Linked DNA regions of Homo sapiens: region 1 is linked to region 2. The links are chromatin contacts, found by POLR2A ChIA-PET in ENCODE. All regions are on one chromosome and are shown on one strand. Each heading gives the region's core, a stretch centred on a gene start or an enhancer-like site at or near the end of the contact. The rest is flanking DNA. Distances are from core to core; before and after follow the strand shown. Region 1 holds the start of MAP3K6 (mitogen-activated protein kinase kinase kinase 6). Region 2 overlaps TRIM63 (tripartite motif containing 63).

Region 1 (5,894 bases), core at 2,296-4,795, 1.3 Mb after region 2:
GACCTAACCCTTGCTCTGCCACTCACCGGTTGAGGGCAAAAGTGTAGTGGAAGCAGACATTATGCTGCTCGGCCACATCACAGGTGGGCAAGGCCTGCAGCGTCTCCACCAGCTCAATGATGGCCGAGTAGTCCTGCATCAGGGAACGGCAAGCACTGGCATCATGGGCCTCCAGGCCCCAAGGAACCTTGAGCCAGGGTCCTGTCCCACTCCTGACATCCCACCCAGCCACCATCTTCTGCACGCCTCCCTCAGGCCCAGCGGACACACCTCACAGGGAGAACCTACTGTATGCCCCATGCTGGGCGTTCCCAACCCCACAACTGCCCCAGGAGGCAGCGACATGCTCATCCTCTCTAACAAATAAGGAGGCCAACACTCAGAGACATTGGATAATTTGCCCAAAGCCACCAGTGAGCAAGTGGCCCAGCCAGGAACTGAACTTGGGTTTGTCTGACCTCAAATGCCAGCTGCCCTACTGCCTCTCTGAACACCACGCACCTGCACATCGCGGTAGGAGAGCAGCAAGTTCATGATGATGTCGGGGCTCAGCAGCTCCACGCTGTCCAGTCTCCGCTGCAGGCGAGCCAGCTCCTGCCGCAGCTGTGGCCCACTGAACCGCTCCCGCGCCTGCCGGATGTCCCGCCGAATGGTCTCCCGGAAATAGCCACTGATGCCCAGGGTAGGGGAGGCAGGGAGAGAGAATGGTGGGGCCTGTACCTCAGCCCCAGCCCACCATACCCTCACCAGCCCCCTCCTGGAGCACCCTCCCTGGGGGCCTTCATTACCAAGAGTCTGTGGGTGTGGCCTCCAGCAGGCGGGCAAGCCGGCCCACCAGGGGAGTGAGCAGGGCCTCGGTCCCCACTCCAGCCTGTACCAGCCCATCAGCCAGGCCCCGCAGAAGGCCTGCATCACCACACAGCACCCGACCAGTGGCCGTCACCACATAGGGGATCAGTGTGTAGCTGCCAACGCAATCCTGGTGGGAGGGAGGCAGGAATCAGTGAGGTCAGAGGTCAGCACAGGGCTAGACAAGGGGAGTGAGAGCATCAAAGGTCAGCATCAGTGGGAATTGGAATCGCAGGAAAGGGGCACCCGTCATGAGAGGAGGCAACAGGAAACAGAGGAATACTTGGGATGTCAGTGGGGGGTTAGGTGACTGAGGAGGCCAGGGGGATTAGTGGAGGTCAGAGGTCATAGCGGAAGTCAAAGGGCACTTTTGAGTGAGAGGTGGATTCTGCTCACCGAGTTCTTCTGGAAAACATCCTCCTGCAGGAGGCAGACAGTCAGATACTGGTGTTCTGTGTAGGCCTTACCCCAGCCCTGTGCCTGCCTCCACCAGCCCCAGGCCACCTACCCGCAGGGCCTGCAGGTCAGGGAGGTCGGCCTGGGAGCAGAGGAGCACATTGTTGGTCATGCTGAAGCTCTCACGCACACCAAGGTGGTAGAACAGGGAGGGCTGTACCAGCGAGCTGCTCACCTCCAGCACCACCACATCTGCAGGCACAGAGGGGGTGGCGCTGATCCCTGAAGCCCAGCTTGATGGGGAAGGAGCCGGGGTCCATCCTGGCTTGACCTGCCTTGCTGTGGGACTCCAGTAGGGTCTGGTTCTGCTTTGGGCTTCAGTCGGCCCTTTTTAGGGTTCCCCTGGCACTTTCACAGAACTGATCTCTGTAGTGTTGCAGGAGAGGAGTTGGGCTCACTGGGTTGGGACCCTCAGGCCACGGTTCAGAGCCTGTGAGCACCTGGCATGGGGGAAGGGAGGCTGTGGACCAGTTGAGTCTGTTACGGGCCATTTAGGAGGTGGGAGTTGCGCAAACATAGAAGTCCCCTCCCTTTGGTCTTCAGCACAGGCTCTTGAAAGGGGCTACCATCAGTGTGCATAGACAACGCTGTGCCTAAATGTATGTATGTGTATATCTGTGACATGTATAGCTTACTATGTCTGACTGTATCTGTGTGTGTGACAGCGTCTGCTAGGGCCTGCATGAGTCAACATGTATGCGATTTGTGTCTGTCGATAATTGTATCTTTGTGTCCGAGTGGTCGGGTCAGCCTTCATTTTAGGCTACGATTTCATGGACATCCAGGAAGCACAGCTACTGGACTCTAGCATAAGCAAGTAAGTATGGGGGCCGAGCATCCGGGCTGGCTGGAGGGAGGAGTGACTCGCGGGGGAATAGCCTCCTTCTGGCCCCGCCCCTGAGCCATCCTTTCCCGCCCACTTCCCCGCCCCTTCCCCGCCCATTCTTTCTGGGCCGCTGAGGCCACTTAACCTAAGCTCCCTCACCCAGTATCCAGTCCCGTCGGGCCCCTTCGCTTCTCTTTTTGCCTCTCCTAGCCCGATCCTTGGAAATAGTATGCTAGGACTCCTGAACTCCAGCCTCCCGGCCCCTTTCCCTAAGTCCAAGCTCCTCTCCCAGTAATTGTCCTCAAGAGATCCGCGTGACATTCTCCTGAGGGTGAGGCTGAGTTCTCCAACCCCACCCCTGAGACACCACAGCCCCGCGCCGCTCCCCGCCCCGCCCCAGAGTTCCAAAGCCCCTCCCCATCCTTGCCCCGCTGGCTGGGCACCGCTCCGACTGAAGGGTGCCTAAGCCCCAACCTCGAGCCCTAGAGCCGCGCCCGGATCCCTGTCTCGTCCCGAGCCCGGCCGCGCCCCAGATCCCCTAAATCCCACTTTTTTCACGGCCCTGTCCCAAGCCCTTCAGCTTTAGCTCACTTTAAGTCCCCTAGACCCGGTACCCCTCTCGGCCCCTCCCTTGAGCCTTCGAGCCCGGCTTGGTCCCCTCCCAGGACCCTGAGTCCCGCCCGGATCCGGCCCCGCCCCCAGCGCTCTCACCCGCGTTGTAGAAGGCATCCAGAGCCGCGGTGTCGCCTAGCTCCAGCGTCCCGAAGGGCAGGCTGCGCAGCTGCGGGGGCGGCCGCGGCCGGGGGACCTGCGCGCAAGCCTCGCGCAGGCAGCGCAGGGGCAGCGGCTCCGCCTCGGTTCCCTCCCGAGGCTCGAGCCCGGGCTGCGGCTCCCGGGTCAGCACGTAGACCACGCTGAGCGGCCGGCTCCGCGCGCAGCCCCGGCCCGGGGGCGCCGCGAGCTGCCGGCCCCGGCTCAGCGCCACGGCCAGCGGGTCCTGCCAGCAGCTGCCGGCGCGCTCCGCCCCGGACCGGGGACACGGCCCCGCCATGCGGGGGCGCTCAGGCGCGGGGCGCCGCGCACTGGGAACCGGGGGCGGGGCAGGAGCCTGGGCCGGCAGATCAGGAATCTTGGGATCTGGAATCCGTTCGGAATCGGAGAATCTCCCACGGGATCTAGGGATCCGGAATACGGCCTGACGTCCCGTTCCAGGAATCTAAAGTCCAGGGAGAAATCCTAGCTCGGACTTGCAAGGTCCTGAGGTTCTGAAATCCGGGATTGGGTCCCAGGAATCTGGGGCATCCGGTGATCGGCAGCTCAGAGCCACTTGGGGGATCCTGGGAATCGGCTCGGAGGTGCCCGCCACCTGGACTTCTCAAGGGAGCGCCCGCCAACGCTGCCCTGCCTTCACTTGTAGGCTAAGCCCAGCCCTTTCCCGGCCGACCCAGAAAGCTCCACCCTCGGCCCTGGGGCAGAGCCGCTCCCTAGCGGCTTGAGACTCAGCCTCTCCCCTCCCTTCTCTCCCGCCAGAACTTTGGAGACTGGCGGCTTCCGGAACAGCCTGTGCCCCTGTGCACGCCAAAGACTGTGGACTGCTCACAGCAAGTGCACATAAAATGTGTGAGGAGGCCAGGGCTAGGGAAAAGGTTCGATATGCAGGCCCTGCTCTGCAGGTATCTGTTGAATGAATGGCTCTCTAGAGACATCAGGGTGCGCAGAGCATGATGAACAATGGGTGTCCTCCCGGGCCCAGTGAGCGCAGGCAGGGAGGGACTGGGATGGGGGAAACCTACACCCTAGGCCGCTTGCCCGAAAGCCTTCAGTCCTGGAGTGGGACTTGGCATCTGAGCCTTAACTGTCACTAGGGGGCTGCTTTCCCCAGGACCCAACCTGCTGTGGACCCCCGCTGACCTTTGACTTCTAGGCAGAACGTGGCCATGGGACCTGAGAAGCACTTCCTACTCTAAACAACTCTAAACATTTCTTTAGCCACCCCTTGAAGGAGTCAACCCCAGCCCTTTGCACTACAGCAGCTTCTCAGCTTCAAATCCCCAAGAGTCCCCAACTTTCTTGTGTGAATTAATGAGTGAGGCAGCAACCTGGTAGAAGCCTCAGTGGACCCTGAAACCAAGAACTGGGGACTTAAGTTGAATAACTTGTCCAGGATCACTCAGCACATGACAGCAGGGTGCAAACCCAGGACCGCCTGTCAGACTCTTAACTATTTAATTCTGCCACTTACTAGAATGTGGCTTTGGGCAAATAAACTGCTTAAATGCTACTCAATGGCTGTTTCATTGCCCTGTTGCCTTGTGGAAGAAAAAGGTACCTTCCTTGGTTTGACCTTGGATTCGAACTGACACCCAATGAGATAGGCAGGAAGTGGTAGAGTTTGAGAACTTGGCCTGCAACAGAGGCTGGAGTGGAAAACAGACAACTTACAAAGGACAGGCATGGGCAACCGACAGGCTGAGAAAGCTGTGCAATTCCCAGCCAGGGCGGTGGCTCATGCCTGTAATCCCACTTTGGGAGGCCAAGATGAGTGGATCACGAGGTCAGGAGTTCGAGACCAGCCTGGCCAACATGGTGAAACCCCGTCTCTACTAAAAATACAAAAAAAAGTAGCTGGGTGTGGTGGCACCTGCCTGTGATCCCAGCTACTTGGGAGCTGAGGCAGGAGAATCACTTGAACCTGGGAGATGGAGGTTGCGGTGAGTGGAGATCGTGCCATTGCACTCCAGCCTGGGCGGGGCGACAGAGCAAGACTCCATCTCAAAAAAAAAAAAAGCTATGCAATTGTGCAATTCCTGCCACAAAGCCATCCACTTGCAGGACCCAGAGGGCCTCGGGAAATTGTCAATGGATGCTTGGATCTCCTCTAATCCTTCCACTGTATGCCCCTCTGGCTCATTGCACTCCAGCCTGGGCAGGGCGACAGAGCAAGACTCCATCTCAAAAAAAAAAAAAAAAAAAAAGCGGCCGGGCGCAGTGGCTCACACCTGTAATCCCAGCACTTTGGGAGGCCGAGGAGGGCAGATCATGAGGTCAGGAGATTGAGACCATCCTGGCTAACATGATGAAACCCCGTCTCTACTAAAAATACAAAAAATTCGCCGGGCGTGGTAACGGGTGCCTGTAGTTCCAGCTACTCGGGAGGCTGAGGCAGGAGAATGGCGTGAACCTGGGAGGCAGAGCTTGCAGTGAGCCAGGATGGTGCCACTGCACTCCAGCCTGGGCGACAGAGCGAGACTGCGTCTCAAAAACAAACAAACAAACAAACAAACAAAAAAGCTGTGCAATTGTGCAATTCCTGCCACAAAGCCATCCACTTGCAGGACCCAGAGAGCCTCAGGAAATTGTCAATGGATGCTTGAATCTCCTCCAGTCCTTCCACTATATGCCCCTCTGGCCTTGTCTTGCACACCTCCAGAGACAGAAGCCTCACTACTTTAGAGGCTGTCCTTTCCATCTTCCTGACTGGAAGGAAATTCTTCCCTGAATGGAGCTGAAACTTGTGTCCCTGCTCTGCCCTCTAGGGTTTTTTCCCAGTAACTGGAAGAGTCTTGAAAGGGCTAAAATGATTTTATTTTTAAATGTGGACAGGCAAGCAGAGGTGGTTGGCAAAGGCAAGGTGGCTGACGATCCGGAAGCTGTACAGGAGAGATAAGGGCACTGGCTGCCAGAGTGCCCTATCGAAGCATCATCCGAACCCTGCGGTAGGGGTGGCCCACACCACGGCCTGAGGCCCAGTCAATGCCATATT
Region 2 (6,555 bases), core at 239-2,738:
AGCACGGGGAAGTCCCTATAACCTGCAACTAAAGCATTTAAATTTTGCCTCAGGCTCTGTTTTCTGGAGAACCAGAGCAACAACACATTGAACCTGTTCTTGAAGGACCAGCTCAGGGCTGGCTTTCCATGGAGTCCACATTGGGAAATGGTGGTGTCGAGAACTCCTTTACTGGGACCTAAGCCTAGCCCTGCCATTGCCTCCTACCAGGGGTCCTGTTCATTCACACTCAACCCTCATCTCCAGGAAAAAAAGGCTGAATGAAACCCCGGCTCCTTTGAAGAACAGGAAGAGAGCATTGTGCATTTATTAAAACAACATATAACACAAACTCAGTTACCACCCCGTATGTCTGGGATAGGCACTGAAATACAGCACATCGTCCCTGTGAGTGCTACCCCATCCTCCTGCTCAGGAAAGGAAGTGGGCAGCTGTATCAACCTGGCTTCCTTCCCCTCTTTCTGACAATCGCAGGTCACCCAACGACCAGGCATTATTATACAAAAGTTCCTTTACAAAAAGCACCAAATTGGCATACATATACAAGTATATACAAAAATCACATTTTAAAAATGTACAAAATATTCCATTTTGCACCAATGTAGAAAAGTGTCCTGTGTGATTGTTTCAAGCACGTTTCCAATTCTGGTTCAGTGTCTGCTGGACGCAGCGGTGAGGGTCCTACCCTAGTCCCTGCTCTCTGAGCAGAGAGAAGACATCACCTCCCCATTGCCCCTCCAGGGGCCCCGACCCCTCCCACCCTGGGCCTGTCACCAAGGCCGCTGGGCCCCTCCCCACCCTCTCCAGTCTCTCTGCATCTGGGGGCCTCTCATTCATCCAGCTCCTTACTGGTGTCCTGAAATGAAGAAAAAGATACAGAGGCAAGGGGTGAGACAGGGACTCAGGAGGATCCAAGGCTTACCAAGCTACTGTTTATTCAAACAGGAGTTTGAATAAAACATCAAACTCCAATTCCTCCCGGTCTCTTCCTTTTAAAACCAAAATAGAATTTAGCTGCCCAAATATTATGGATTGTACATCAGTACAAAACTCCAAAAGACTACCTATAGTTTTCAACTGGATTGGAATTTAGTTTCAGTACCTGTGGTTTGAAAAATAACATTTGCAAGCATGTGCTAATTAGCAAACGTCCTTCCTATGCATCAGACACCGTGCTAAACGATTATCTTATTCACTTCCCACTACAACCTTTTGACGTCAGTACTGTTAGACCCCCATACACAGATGAGTAGCCCAAGACTCAGAGAAATTGTGAGCTGCTGTGATTCAGAACCCAGGCTCCTAATCAAACTCTGCCAGGCTGGCAAACTCAGATGCCTACAAGGAGCCAGCAGATAACATGAATGAGTGAAGCAAGCGGGACTGGTGGTGGTGGGGCTGGGCAAACTGGCAAGGGCATGTCCCATTTTTCTTTTCTTTTCTTTGTTTTTTTTTGAGATGGAGTTTCACTCTTTTGCCCAGGCTGGAGTGAAGTGGCGTGATCTCGGCTCACTGCAAGCTCCGCCCCCCTGGGGTTCTAGCGATTCTCCTGCCTCAGCCTCCCAAGTAGCTGGGATTACAGGTGCCCGTCACCACGCCTGGCTAATTTTTGTATTTTTAGTAGAGACGGGGTTTCACCATGTTGGCCAGGATGGTGTCAAACTCCTGACCTCAGGTGATCCGCCTGCCTCGGCCTCCCAAAGTGCTAGGATTACAGGCGTGAGCCACCATGCCAGCGTGTCCCCTTTAAAGGGGAGAGCCACTGCCCAGAGCCAGCACTCTGGGACTACAAGGAAGTTCAAGTCCAGCATTGTTTGCTTTTTCTAAACTTTCACAAGGTGAAAATGCAGATTCTTAGTTCAAATCTCCTTTTTCTTAACCCTTAAAAAAAACCTAATTTTAAAAATGTTAGCAATTAATTTTTTCTTTTAAGAGACAGTGTAGTGTCCTCTGTTGCCAAGGCAAGAGTGCAGTGGCGCAATCATAGCTCACTGCAGCCTCTACCTCTTGGGCTCAAGCAATCCTCCAGCCTCAGCCTTCCGAGTAGCTAGGACTACAGATATGTACCACCATGCCTGGCTAATTTTTAAATTATTTTTGTAAAGACGAGGACTTGCTGTTGACCAGGCTGGTCCCAAACTCCAGGTCTCAAGCAATCCTCCCGCCTCAGCCTCCCAAAGTGCTGGGATTATAGGCACGTACCACCACACCCAGCCAGCAAGTATTTATTTATTTATTTTTTGAGATGGAGTCTCACTCTTGTCACCCAGGCTGGAGTGCAGTGGCACGATCTCGGCTCACTGCAACCTCCACCTCCCAGGTTCAAGCGATTCTCCTGCCTCAGCCTCCTAAGTAGCTGGTACTACAGGCGCCTGCCACCAAATTCAGCTAATTTTTTGTATGTTTAGTAGAGACAGGGTTTCACCATGTTGGCCAGGCTGGCCTTGGCCTCCCCAAGTGCTGGGATTACAGGCTCGAGCCACCGTGCCTGTCCAGCAAGTAGTTTTGTTTGTTTGTTTGTTTGTTTTAATTTAAACACAGTGCTGGCCAAACAAAACACCTCAATGGGCCCAGCCTAGCTCATGAGCCCCTGTCTTTTCCCTCTGCTGTGCCATATTGCTTTCCATTTAAGAAGATCATTTAGATGTGAAATGGGAGCATTTTATTATGAATAGTTTGGGGTTTTTTTCTTTTCTAAGGGTAAAGAGAACAGGACTTTACCCTCAGTAGGGTTAAAGCACGTGCTGGGGACAGTTCTGAGCGTCATTGCCAATGTCTAACACAGTGCTTCACATACAGTAGGCACCTCAGATTGTTGTGGAATGAATGAAGGAACGAAGGAATGGAGGTAGATGAATTTCTTACCTTCTTCCTTCCCTTCTGTGGACTCTTCCTCTTCCTGATCTTCTTCTTCAATGAATTCTTCCTCTTCCTCATCTGTGACAAAAAAACATTTGTGTTAGGATGGGGCCGGTTCCTTGAGGAGCTACTTGAAGAGGAACCAGGCAAGAGAGAGCACGGTCTAAACCCCTTCCTGTGCCCAGTCGGGTCAAACGGCCACACAGCGGCGGCAGTGGTCTGGGAGGGGATGGGCTTGCCAGACCCACGCTGCACAGAGGCCCTGCTCCTGCAATCCCCCGCACTCCGTCCCAGGGAGCTGGGCTCAAGTCACTTCCTTGCTCCAGCAACAGCAGCTTCTATCACCTGCTCGCCTGTGACCAGAGAGGGGACTCTGAGGAAGCGCACTCTGTGCTTCTGCACATCTCTCGGGTAGGCAGATAAACATTGCCTGAGGAGGAAAAACCTCCTCGATCCTCAGGGATCAGAGTCCTTGTCTTGAAGGAAGCTACTTAGCCTATGAGATCTGCTTGTTCAGCAGCCACTGTCCCATTTTCCTCATTCCTTAGCCTGTGGAGGGGAGGGGTGGACATGATGGGGAAGCACTTCTGGAGCCACCTCTGCTCCCTGAAGCTGAGCACCAGAGGGACAGTGACTGAGCTGCAACTCATGTCCCCACTTTTTTATCCTGAGATGTCACCGTCAAGCTTTAACAGGGAACATCTCCCTTCCCCGCTCCTCTCCCAAGCTACCTCCTTAACCTTTTGGGGCCCTGAAGGGGTCACCACAGAATCAGAACATTTGTCAAGAGTATCTTCAGGCCAGGCTTGGTCGCTCACACCTGTAATCCCAGCACTTTGGGAGGCTGAGGCGGTCAGATCACCTGAGGTCAGGAGTTCAAGACCTGCCTGGCCAACATGGTAAAACCCTGTCTCTACTAAAAATACAAAAAATTAGCTGGGTGTGGTGGCATGCACCTGTAATCCCAGCTACTTGGGAGGCTGAGGCAGGAGAATCTCTTGAACCCAGGAGGCAAACGTTGCAGTGAGCTGAGATCACACCATTGCACTCCAACCTGGGCGACAAGAGCAAAACTCCGTCTCAAAAAAAAAAAAAAAAAATAGTATCTCCAAAATGACAACCAAAATTCCAGCCAAGTAACTGATATCAGAGTATAACCCAGGGAGTTCTGTTGTTTAATCATTGTCACAATGACTACATTTAATAGCAGTTGCTGAGTACTTACTATGTGCCAAGTAGTGTGCTCAGTGTTGAATCTGCATCGTCTTATAAAATCCTCACAAGAGTTTTGCAAGCCAAATGGCCCTCAGTAGAATCTGCACAGGCTACTTGCCAGCTGTGTGGCCTTGAACAAGTGGCTTACCCTCTCTGAGCTTTAAGTTCCCTCAACTACAAAATAGAGATGGTAACAGAACCTATCCCATGAAGTTGTGTTAAATGATAAAACTTATGTTAAGGGCTTAGCGCCTAGGACATACAGAATATTCAGTAACTGGTGACTGTTGGTACTCTCCTCATTTTACTTGTGGAGAAACTGAGGCTCAGGGAGATTAGGAAGGCCAGTGCAGGACTTCACAATGTTATGTTCACACCGTATGACCCACTCTTGAATATCTATTTCTTTCTTTTTTTTTTTTTTTTGAGATGGAGTTTCACTCCTGTTGCCCAGGCTGGAGTGCAATGGCGTGATCACAGCTCACTGCAACCTCCTCCTCCCGGATTCAAGCAATTCTGCTGCTTCAGCCTCCCGAGTTAGCTGGGATTACAGGCATGCACCACCATGCCCAGCTAATTTTGTATTTTTAGTAGAGACGGGGTTTCTCCGTGTTGGTCAGGCTGGTCTGGAACTCCTGACCTCAGGTGATCCACCTGCCTTGGACCCCCAAAGTGCTGAGATTACAGACGTGAGTCACTGTGCCTGGCTGACCCACTCTTGAATATCTTAGCTTAGGGAAGCTGACAGTGGAGCAGCTCACTACAGCAGTGGATGTCCCCAAGGCCATTGGTGTCTCTGCTTTGGGATGTATTTTGTCCTTACCTATGAATGGGGTATATCTGGGGCTCTGAAAACAGACTTAGCACCAGCTACTGAAGGTTTGTAGGAGAGCGACACAGGAGGTGCCAAGAAGCTCTTCTCTTTCTCACGCCAGCCATTTACAGTTCTTCCTTGTTCCTTCATCATCCCCTTGTCCCCCAACCTCAGCTGGTCATTGGAGCACCACCTCTCAGACCAACGCAACAGTCAGCAATGTGGGATCTGCCCTCTCTTTCTCTGTTGCCTTTTAGCTGTGTTTCCCTTTTAGCTGTGTGACCTTTAGCAAATTAACATATTTGCTTCCATTCAGTTTCTTCATTTCCTTTGTTATTTTCACCCTTATTATTGTTACGGTTGCATTGTTACAATTATTATAGGCACTCTATGGAAGAGTAATTATAAACAGAAATGAGGACATGATGTTGATCAATTAAGGTGCCTGGGTATCATAGGTGATAGCATTAAGAAACTGAAGCTAAGACTACCTTTAGGCAATAACTAGTACATCTTTAGGGCTCTACAGGACCTTTCTGCATTGATATCTGATTTTTTGCAACAGCACCATGAGTTGGTCATTATTAGAGGGCTCACTTCTAACCTGACTTTTTAAATTAGAAAATAAAACTCAGGCAGAAGGGGGCTTGCCAAAGGTCACACAGATAAACAAATGACAGAACCAGGATTTAAACTCAGGACTGTCTGATTCCAGAGGGCATATTATTTCTACTGCCCCAAGAGGCCTCCCTGCCATGGATCCATATGTAATTTATGAAGCAGGAATTCTGCACCAGGCACTGTGCTAGGCTCTGGGCTCATCTAGAAATCGACTATATGAATTTTTTTTTTTTTTTTTTTGAGATGGAGTTTGGCTGGCTCTTTTGCCCAGGCTGGAGTGCAGTGGCACAATCTCGGCTCACTGCAACCTCTACCTCCTGGATTCAAGTGATTCTCCTGCCTCAGCTTCCCAAGTAGCTGGAATTACAGGCACATGCCATCACGCCTGGCTAATTTTTGTATTTTTAGTAGAGATGAGGTTTCACCACGTTGGTCAGGCTGGTCTCAAACTCCTGACCTCAAGTGATCCGCCCACCTTGGCCTCCCAAAGTGCTGGGATTACAGGCATGAGCCACCACAGCCGGCCAGAAGTTGGCTATATGAGTTTGATTGATATTTGGGGATCTTTATTAGTGTATCTGCCTCCCCATCGGGCTCAGTTGGAGGGATGCTGGTTTCCAGGGGTCAGGCAGGCAAATAGACAAGTGGCATCACCACCTCCTTTACCTGTCCCAAAGTCAATGGCTCTCAGGGCGTCTGCTATGTGCTCTAAATCCAAAGTAAAGAAGTCCATGTTCTCAAAGCCCTGCTCTGTCTTCCCCAGCTGGCAGCCCTTGGAAGCTTCCACAATGCTGCAGGGGAGACAGAAAGAGAGGCAGGATGAGGTCTCTGGGGCTCAGTGCAGGGAAGAGAGGGCACATGCTTTGCCACGCCCAGGCCTTCTACCCAGAGGCTCCCCTGGAGGGATGGAGTATTTCCTCTCCAACCTCAAGCACAAGGAGTGGTCCAAAAAGTCAGGGATGCAAAGGGTCAGGGAAGCCAGCCTAGAGTGAGACCCTCCCAGCAGGCCTAATGCCCAGGATGAGGCTTCCTGGACAGAGGTCCTG

The links. ChIA-PET counts read pairs that join two places held with the same protein, here RNA polymerase II (POLR2A).
Region 1: POLR2A ChIA-PET joins it to region 2 with 14 read pairs in activated CD8-positive, alpha-beta memory T cell. The contact joins the promoter of MAP3K6 here to the enhancer-like site in region 2. POLR2A ChIA-PET finds 5 or more read pairs at or near these places in 2 of 52 experiments (WTC11 and activated CD8-positive, alpha-beta memory T cell).

Annotation. Positions count from the first base shown.
Region 1 is chr1:27,363,416-27,369,309 of GRCh38, forward strand. MAP3K6 (mitogen-activated protein kinase kinase kinase 6) reads right to left here and starts at 3,546. Exons shown (of 29, transcript NM_004672.5): 1 at 2,843-3,546; 2 at 1,358-1,497; 3 at 1,246-1,269; 4 at 789-979; 5 at 502-670; 6 at 27-133. The coding sequence starts at 3,182. FCN3 (ficolin 3) reads right to left here. Exons shown (of 8, transcript NM_003665.4): 8 at 5,695-5,894. The coding sequence ends at 5,821. RefSeq lists silencers at 2,135-2,204, 2,795-2,844, 2,915-3,134, 3,165-3,274 and enhancers at 2,527-3,470, 3,471-4,412.
Region 2 is chr1:26,051,028-26,057,582 of GRCh38, forward strand. It overlaps TRIM63 (tripartite motif containing 63), which reads right to left. Exons shown (of 9, transcript NM_032588.4): 7 at 6,176-6,300; 8 at 2,866-2,937; 9 at 274-856. The coding sequence ends at 846. Among named protein-coding and RNA genes, the nearest start is that of SLC30A2, 8.2 kb to the left of the region's middle. RefSeq lists a silencer at 2,931-3,225. Within about 2 kb of position 1,489, at least 2 of the 41 ENCODE cell types and tissues checked have a DNase peak (open chromatin) inside an H3K27ac peak, as active enhancers do.